Linked DNA regions of Homo sapiens: region 2 is linked to region 1. Evidence: chromatin contacts called from ENCODE Hi-C or POLR2A ChIA-PET data. All regions are on one chromosome and are shown on one strand. The core of a region is the stretch at or near the end of the contact, and the rest is flanking DNA. Distances in the headings are between cores, read along the strand shown. Region 1 overlaps FOXO3 (forkhead box O3). Region 2 has its middle 37 kb from the start of LINC00222.

Evidence for each region. A loop is a pair of places that touch in the nucleus more often than their neighbours do. ChIA-PET counts read pairs that join two places held with the same protein, here RNA polymerase II (POLR2A). Pooled maps may share reads with other maps.
Region 2: a pooled map shows a loop between it and region 1 (1.9-fold over the local background). The contact joins two enhancer-like sites. A Hi-C loop is called at or near these places in 1 of 50 pooled maps. POLR2A ChIA-PET finds 5 or more read pairs at or near these places in 4 of 52 experiments (A673, BJ, PC-9 and 1 more).

The regions. Positions count from the first base shown.
Region 1 is chr6:108,666,397-108,670,318 of GRCh38, reverse strand. All of the region lies in intron 2 of FOXO3 (forkhead box O3), which reads right to left. Among named protein-coding and RNA genes, the nearest start is that of LINC00222, 83 kb to the left of the region's middle. Within about 2 kb of position 2,103, at least 3 of the 41 ENCODE cell types and tissues checked have a DNase peak (open chromatin) inside an H3K27ac peak, as active enhancers do.
Region 2 is chr6:108,712,589-108,716,510 of GRCh38, reverse strand. No RefSeq gene overlaps it. Among named protein-coding and RNA genes, the nearest start is that of LINC00222, 37 kb to the left of the region's middle. Within about 2 kb of position 2,295, at least 3 of the 41 ENCODE cell types and tissues checked have a DNase peak (open chromatin) inside an H3K27ac peak, as active enhancers do.

The DNA of each region.
Region 1 (3,922 bases), core at 854-3,353:
AGCAATACTTTGAAATTCAATGAACACATCAACAAAACCAGGGTGAAGCAGGTGGTGTCTCCTGCAAGGTGGAGAATCTCCATCTTGGGATGAAAGTCCAGTAAATATGTGTCTCCAAGTCAGGGAAGAGAAAGCAGTCAGCAAACATTCTCCCACTTGGCCCAAGACCAAGGAGGACCTCTAGGAGGCAATCTCTCCAGCAATGGCAAAGCGGATCCCAGAAAGCCCCCTTCTCCCATCTCCATATAGAAAGATAAGCCTGTGAGAAGCACAGGTGGCCCCTGGGGGAAGACTCTACTGATAGAAAATGTTGTTTACAAGATGCTGCTGAGCATTATGAACACTCTAAGTTATAAATAGTAATTCTGGTGATTTTCACCCTGTTTGTGTTCTACATGAGCTCTCTGGACAGAAGAGACCTTCCAGAAAGCTGTTTATAAATACAACTGCTTGAAGGAGGAGCCACTCAGGCTCTGTCTCCATGCTTAGCAGGCTGGCCAGAGGTGAAAACAGGTGCATTTTATAAAACCAACAGGCCCAGGAAGAGCAGCCTTCATGCTAAATGTCACTGCTTTCCAGGAAAAAACAGCGTATGTAGCCAGTGTACCAGCCTCTGCAAAGAAAACCCCTTTTTATGGCCATATCAATTTTCTCTCGCGCTCATCGACACTAAAAAGATCCCAACATTCTCTCCCTGAATGACAGTTCAGACTTTCGGCTTTTTTTAAAAGGTAAGAATAAAGATCCCTGAAGATGCAGAATTCTTCAGGCTAGCATACTATAACCGAAGACTATAGTCATAGGTACAAATAGCAGAATATATTCTCCAGGTAATTCATAACAGATTCATATTTATCAGATGTTACATTCCCTAAAACAGAAATATCTACATCAATAAAAAACACGATACAGTCTATATTACCTGTATTTGGTTAGAATTAGTCCTATCCCCAACATAAATTTTAAAGACATACTAGAATCACAGCATTCAAACATCAGTCAAACAAGCATCAAAGATTTACTCCTTTTGGGAAGTAGCCTACACGTAAATTCCAAATGGCTTCCAATACTGCAGCCTGCTGATGCCACACTAGTACACCACTATTTCTTTCTAGCTCTGTATCATAACATAGACTTCACCAGGTCCATTTCACAGACAAAATGTTAGGGTTCAAGTTTATTTAGTTTTTATTTTTTTTATTTTTTGAGACGGAGTCTTGCTCTGTCACCCAGGCTGCAGTGCAGTGGCGCAGTCTCAGCTCACTGCAAGCTCCGCCTCCTGGGTTCACGCCATTCTCCTGCCTCAGCCTCTCCGAGTAGCTGGGACTACAGGCGCCCGCCACCACGCCCGGCTAATTTTTTTGTATTTTTAGTAGAGACGGGGTTTCACCGTCTCGATCTCCTGACCTCATGATCCACCCGTCTCGGCCTCCCAAAGTGCTGGGATTACAAGCGTGAGCCACTGCGCCCGGTCTTCAAGTTTAAAATTATACATACTATGCACCTTTAAAACTTGATGAGGCTGTCTTCTTTTGACAAATGAGAAACCTAATATTCTACAAGATTGAGTGATGTGGCAGAGACAAGAAGTGAACCACCCCTCCCCTCTCCATCTGGGCTTTTGCTGGTGGATGCTTCCCAGTCTTTATGTAAAGTACTTTAAACTAAATATTGGGCTGCTCCCTAATGGTGTCTCCAAATGTCAAAAGATGAAGATGAATGAAAGTTTGTGAATGCAGGCATCTTTGATATCAAATTAAGGTGAGACTGAAGCTGGTTTCCCTCAGAGAGGACACATGTCGAACTCAAGAAGGCTTACCGGAAGCTCGAGCTTGCAGCACCACACCAGCTCATGACCATCTCTGCCACCAACTGTAAGCACATGCACCAAGCTTTATGAACACCTGAGAGAACACAGTGCCCTTCACGACCCAGCAGCCAGCCCTCCAAAAAAGTATGGCTATTTTTTCTTTTCCAGATAGACCTAAGGGTCAAAGAATTCTACACGTGGTCTAAAATGAATGACGTGTGAAACACCCAGCCCGCCAGAGAAGCATCTTGCTGCAGCTCCCCAGCAAGACTGCCTGTCAACTGAGCAGACCGCTCCATTAACACAAGGCGGCTCAGATTCAGCATCACATGACCTTCTTCTGTGAGCAAGCCAGGAATTCAGTCTGGAGAAACACTAAGAAGTTAAACCAAGAAAGTTATTAGAGAGCAACTCTTGGGAAGCTGGGACAGTTAATTTGAGAGAAGCAGGGTGTCAGAGTCTGACCTCAGCCTCGTTCTGTGAATTTAGGAGAGTCTTCAATGAAGTGACAGTCACAGTTAAGTTTTAAAGTAAAAAATACACTTCAGGTTGCATGTGCTCCTGGCTGCTGAAAGAACAATGGATTCTAAGCAAAAATGGAAATCCTAAACCAGAAACTAGATCCCCTCACAGCCCCCACTGTCCTTTGGATGGTTCTTTAAATGCTCTGTGGTCATACTGAGCTAGTCTACTTTCAGGAAAATTTGGTGACTTTTCATTTTTAGCTGAAGAAGTTATCTTCTCAAAACAACCTCCCCCAAAATATTCTGAGGCGAAGATGACCCTAAAGCTTCATTAGGATATAACAATGAAATGCATTATCCTCAATGCAGTCATTTATTATCATCACCAAAATCAGAGTTCACCAGATAAACTTTAAAAATCTAAGTATTTAGATCTCCCTTAATTTTCTGTACAATCCTTTAGAATTACACATATACGAGAAAGATCTGCTGTTCAACCAAAAGGGAAACCAACACTTGAAAAATCAGACAAAAACTGATACTACATTGTCTTCTGAACACATATTTTCCAACGAACTAGAAAGTGGCCTCCTTACAATTACACTCAAATTAAAACTTACTTGTGTCTTTAAAAGCCTATTTTTAAAGGAAGACAAACCATTTATTCTTTTAAAAGCCAAACATCTACATTTCTAAAGACAAATCTTCCATATTCTTCTCCTTAAAGGAAGACAAACTAGTCTTCTAAAGGCCAAATATCTACATTTCTGAAGTCAAATCTCCACTAGCCCAAGTTCTGGTATGGAACTGAGCTGGCTGGCATGGAAGTACTACCACCCTACTTAGCTTCCATTACAGTCTTTTCACCATCTCAAGGGCTATTAAATGACTGAAATCAGATATCTGAGTTCCATTAGGGGTCTCTTAGGCCTGAGAAAGTTGAGAGGCTTTAGCATCACAACACTCTTAACATTCCCCTTTCTGCAACCACCCGTGAGCTGGAGTGAGCTCACCATAGGAGACCCTTGTTAAGTCCTTCATCATGGCAGAGGGTTAAACAAGGCTCAAGTTTTTACAGCTTTGAATTCCCTTGCTTTTTACACCACTTAAAGAAGCCTGTAAGTAGCTTGCTGAGACTAAAACAAAACAAAGCAAAAGGGCTGGGGCACGGAACAGAACCTGTTAACATCGAGGTGGCTAGGGGTGCAAACCTGTTGGTAGAAGATCCCAGTGTTCATCTTACTTCTTGAGGAGGAGAGTTTTTAGGGAAAGCTTGTCTATCATCTGCTACTTTGACTCCAGTTCAGGGCACTTCCCTCCCCTCCCCGCTTTTTTTCTAACCAGCTAGAGAGAATAAGGAAGAACTACTATGGGGGTTCAAGCCATTTAAGAAATGAATCTAGGCCGGGCACGGTGGCTCACGCCTGTAATCCCAGCACTTTGGGAGGCTGAGGCGGGCGGATCACAAGGTCAGGAGATCGAGACCATCCTGGTGAACACAGTGAAACCCCATCTCTACTAAAAATTAAAAAAAAAAAAAAATTAGCCAGGCGTGGTGGCGGGCGCCTGTAGTCCCAGCTACTCAGGAGGCTGAGGCAGGAGAATGGCGTGAACCTGGAAGGTGGAGCTTGCAGTGAGCCGAGATCGC
Region 2 (3,922 bases), core at 1,046-3,545, 46 kb before region 1:
TTAATCTTTCTACGATGTATACATATATCAAAACATCACATTGTACCCTATAAATATATACAATTATTACTTGTAAAATTAAAAATAAATAAAATTTTTATAAAGTTGAGTTGGGCCCTGAGAGGATGAGGCTCAGGCAGAGAAGAAAGACAGACGGCTGAGAACCACAGATGCTCAGGGATCAGGGATGTGTGGGAATCTGGAAAAGCACCTTTGAGAAGCTGAGTCCCGAGGTTCTGAATCTGGTGTCTGCAGCCTCTGAAGGGAACTCCTTTAGGCTTTGAGGGATGACACACTCTCTGATTTTTTTTTAAGCTAACATTTATTGAATATGGCCAACTTTGTTCTAAACATATTTCAAGTATTATCACATTTGATCTTTTTATGAAGTGGGTAGTACATTTATCTCAATTTCACAGATAAGGGAACAGTCAAGGAGGTTACAAAACATGCCCAAGGCCACTCAGCTAGTGCGCGGCTCAGCCAGTGTCAGATGCGTGAGCCTGTGTCTCAGGCCAGGCTGTTACTCACCACTTTATCCTGCCTCCCACTCTGTGACAATTGTTTGTGTGTGTAGTTGTGTGTCCAGGGCTCCATCCTGTTCTGGAAGAAGTCCCTGAGCCTTAGACGGTGAGGGAACACAGGACATTCTCCCAGATGTTTGAAGACAGCTCTCGTATCCCCACCTAAGCCTTCTTTTTTCCTGTTCCTCTTGTGATAGAGCGCCTAAATCCTTTAGCACCCAGCTTGCCCTGGCGTGGGATCACTCTGCCCTGCATCATTTGAAGTATAAGACCCAGAACTAAAACCCACATCCAAGTTGTCTGACCTACCCCATGCAAGCAGAATTAGGAAATCATTTCTGCCCATTGTTCCAATGCAAACACAGCAAAAGATAGAATCAGCTTTGGGGCAGCGAAACCCATTCCACAGACATGTGTTGAACCTCCACGTGAATGAGACAGCCCCTGCCCTCAAGCAGCACACAACCCTGTCAAGGAGGGCGATTGGTCATTTTAACAAAACGTGGTGAGTGCCACAAAGGAGCACAGACAAGTGTTCTGTGGCATCTCCAGAAGCTCAGGGGTGCAGCAGAGCTGGATTGTAAAGAGTGAATAGGAATCCTGAGGCAGGCAGACCGCTTGAGCCCAGGAATTCAAGACCAGCCTGGGCAACATGGCAAAACCCTGTCTCTTCAAAAAATAAAAAAATTAGCCGGGTGTGGTCGCACAAGCCTCTGGTTTCGACTACTCTGGAGGCTGAGGTGGGAGGATCACTTGAGCCTGGAAGTTTGAGGCCACAGTGAACCATGATCACGGCATTGCACTGCAGCCTGGGGGACAGGGATTCTGACTCAGAAAGAAAGAAAGTGTGAATAGGACCTCAGCTGGCGAGCTACAGGAGAAAGAGATGAGACCATGTGCAGAGGTGCAAAGGTGTTCAAGGACATGGCAAGTCTGCAGCCTGACACAGGATTGGTAGCCAGCTCACATCTGGAGGACCCCCTGCTGGACACTAAGGAGGGATCTGGCATCCTGAAGGCAAAGGGGAAACATGAGCTGCTTAACGTGGCTTGGTTCCTATGAACTCATATTGAGCATTTAGTCAGCTAAAATCTTTCAGCTGTGTCACGGGTTTGTTAAACCAAAGTCCAGAACTTTCCATTTATTCCACTTAAATTTCTGGATCCTATTTCTGGCATCCAAGCTGTTAATAATCCCCCCCACCACCCCCACCCCCGGCAAGCTGTGTCATCTGCCCTTTAAGTTATTGATTAAAAATGTCCAAAACACAGGGCTCAGAGCTGAGCCTTGTTGCCTACCACTAGAGACTTCCTCCGAGTTACTCTCTATCTGCATGTCTCAGGTTTATGCTTTCAATGGGTTGTGAGTTCTACTTAAAAGCACCTCTAGCTCACAATTAACCAATTTTGTCTACAAGGAAGTCACAAGAGACCTTATCAGCTGTCTTGCTGAAATCCAGATGTACCACATCCTCAACGTCTCCCTGATCTACCCGCCCTGCCACACCATTAGAAGAAGAAATGAGGTGACACTGACATGACTTGTTTCCAGCAGTCCCATGAAGCTCTTCGAAGATCTGTGCTCCTATTTGTAAGGGGCACAAACCGTTTAACAGCATGCACTACAATTTTATTGGGGCTCCCCTTCCCACTTATTGGTTTGTAGTTTGCAGTATCTAAAGTGTTCTCCCTTTTAAAAACTGGGACTTTTGCCCACTCCATCCTTGGGGACTGTCTCACATTTGTTATGGTTTGTGAAAGATTAACAATAGCTGTTGAGCAATCTCGACATGCTGCAGCTGAGGCTGAGCAGTCACTGGTCAGGGTGAGGAGACCTGGACTCCCTTCAAACTCTGTCATGTTTGTTGGGCGCTTTCTCACCAATCTTGGACCCCAATTCCAACTCAGTAGGGTTATTTTTCCCTTCCCAGACTGGACATCATTCTTGAAAGAGAAAAGGGAAACATGAGTTTGGCATTTGGTCATAGTCTCTTTAGTGTTTTGTCTTGTACGCTAAAGAGTTTGAACTTGATCTGGTGAGTAGAGAAGTCAATGAAGATTTTTTTGAAAAAGGAAGTGATGTGATCGTATTTTAGGTGGAGAGGATTAAGGTTTTGACTGGTTCACATCATTACTACATTGCTGTTTATCAACATCTAACACTCGCAATTACCTCTAAGCAGGAGAAGCAGTGCAAGATAGACTAGCTCAGGTTGATCATTTTATCAACCTGAAAGGGGAAGCAGCTACGTGTAGGATTTGGAGTCTGAGAGACCTGGTTTTAGATACCAGTTCAATTGCTCAAAGGCAGGAGAGCTTAAACAAGCACCTTACCACCTCTGAGCCTCAGTTTCCACATTGAAAAAAATGGGAATCATAATTGTATGACAGGGTGGTTGTGAGGCTGGAAACAATGAATGTAATGGGCCTAGTACCACAGACAAAGTGCTCAATAAATGCTCCTTTGTCCAAATCCTTCATCTTTAGGTGTTGTGATTACACAGCAATCACGGTGCAGGATTCCCCAGCACCCCTAGACTGGGGACTTATTCCTGAAGCAGCCTGAAGAGAGTGGGGCCCTGATTAGACAGATGTGGGCTCTCAGCTGTCTGCAGCAGGCCCATCAAGGCCCCACTCCTGAGTGACCTGCAGGGGAGGCTGGCACTGAATTCCTAGAGTCCCAATCTCTCATCCCACCCTAATTAGCTCCACCTGGGTGTGTGTTCTCTCAGGAACTGCAGGGTTAATAGCTGGAAGAACCAGTTTTAAAATGCACCCTAAGGAGTTGGTCTGGAGCCTGGATGGGAGGCACCAGCCCCAGAAATGGAATGTGTCCCAGGGCCCCAGCCCAGGGCACCTGTAACTTCCTGCAGATGTGGCTGGTCACCTCCCACACACTTGAGCACCTCCTCCCATCCAGCTGTGGGCGTGCAGAGAAGGAAAATGCAGCATGCATAGGGGAGCGTGGTTAGGGAGGCACTGGCCATCCCATCATCCTACTGTCATCCCACCTGCTCTTAGGTTAGCCTTCCATGGCTGAGCAAAATGCCCTCTGGCCAGAGAAAGGCCAGTTCAGGCTGTCAGCTTCTCCTGGCCAGAAGAAGCCACGTTTTCACTGAACACATTGCCACCCAGATGCCCAGTTTTTTTTGGGGGGGGGGGGACAGGGTCTTGCCCTGTTGTCCAGGCTAGAGTGCAGTGGTACAACCATGGCTCACTGCAGCCCCCATCTCCTGAACTCAAGCAATCCTCCTGCCTCAGCTTCCCAAGTAGCTAGGACTACAGATGTGCATCACCACACCCAGCTAATTTTTGTATTTTTAGTAGAGATGGAGTTTCACCATTGGCCAGGCTGGTCTTGAACTCCTGACCTGCCCGCCTCAGCCTCCCAAAGTGTTG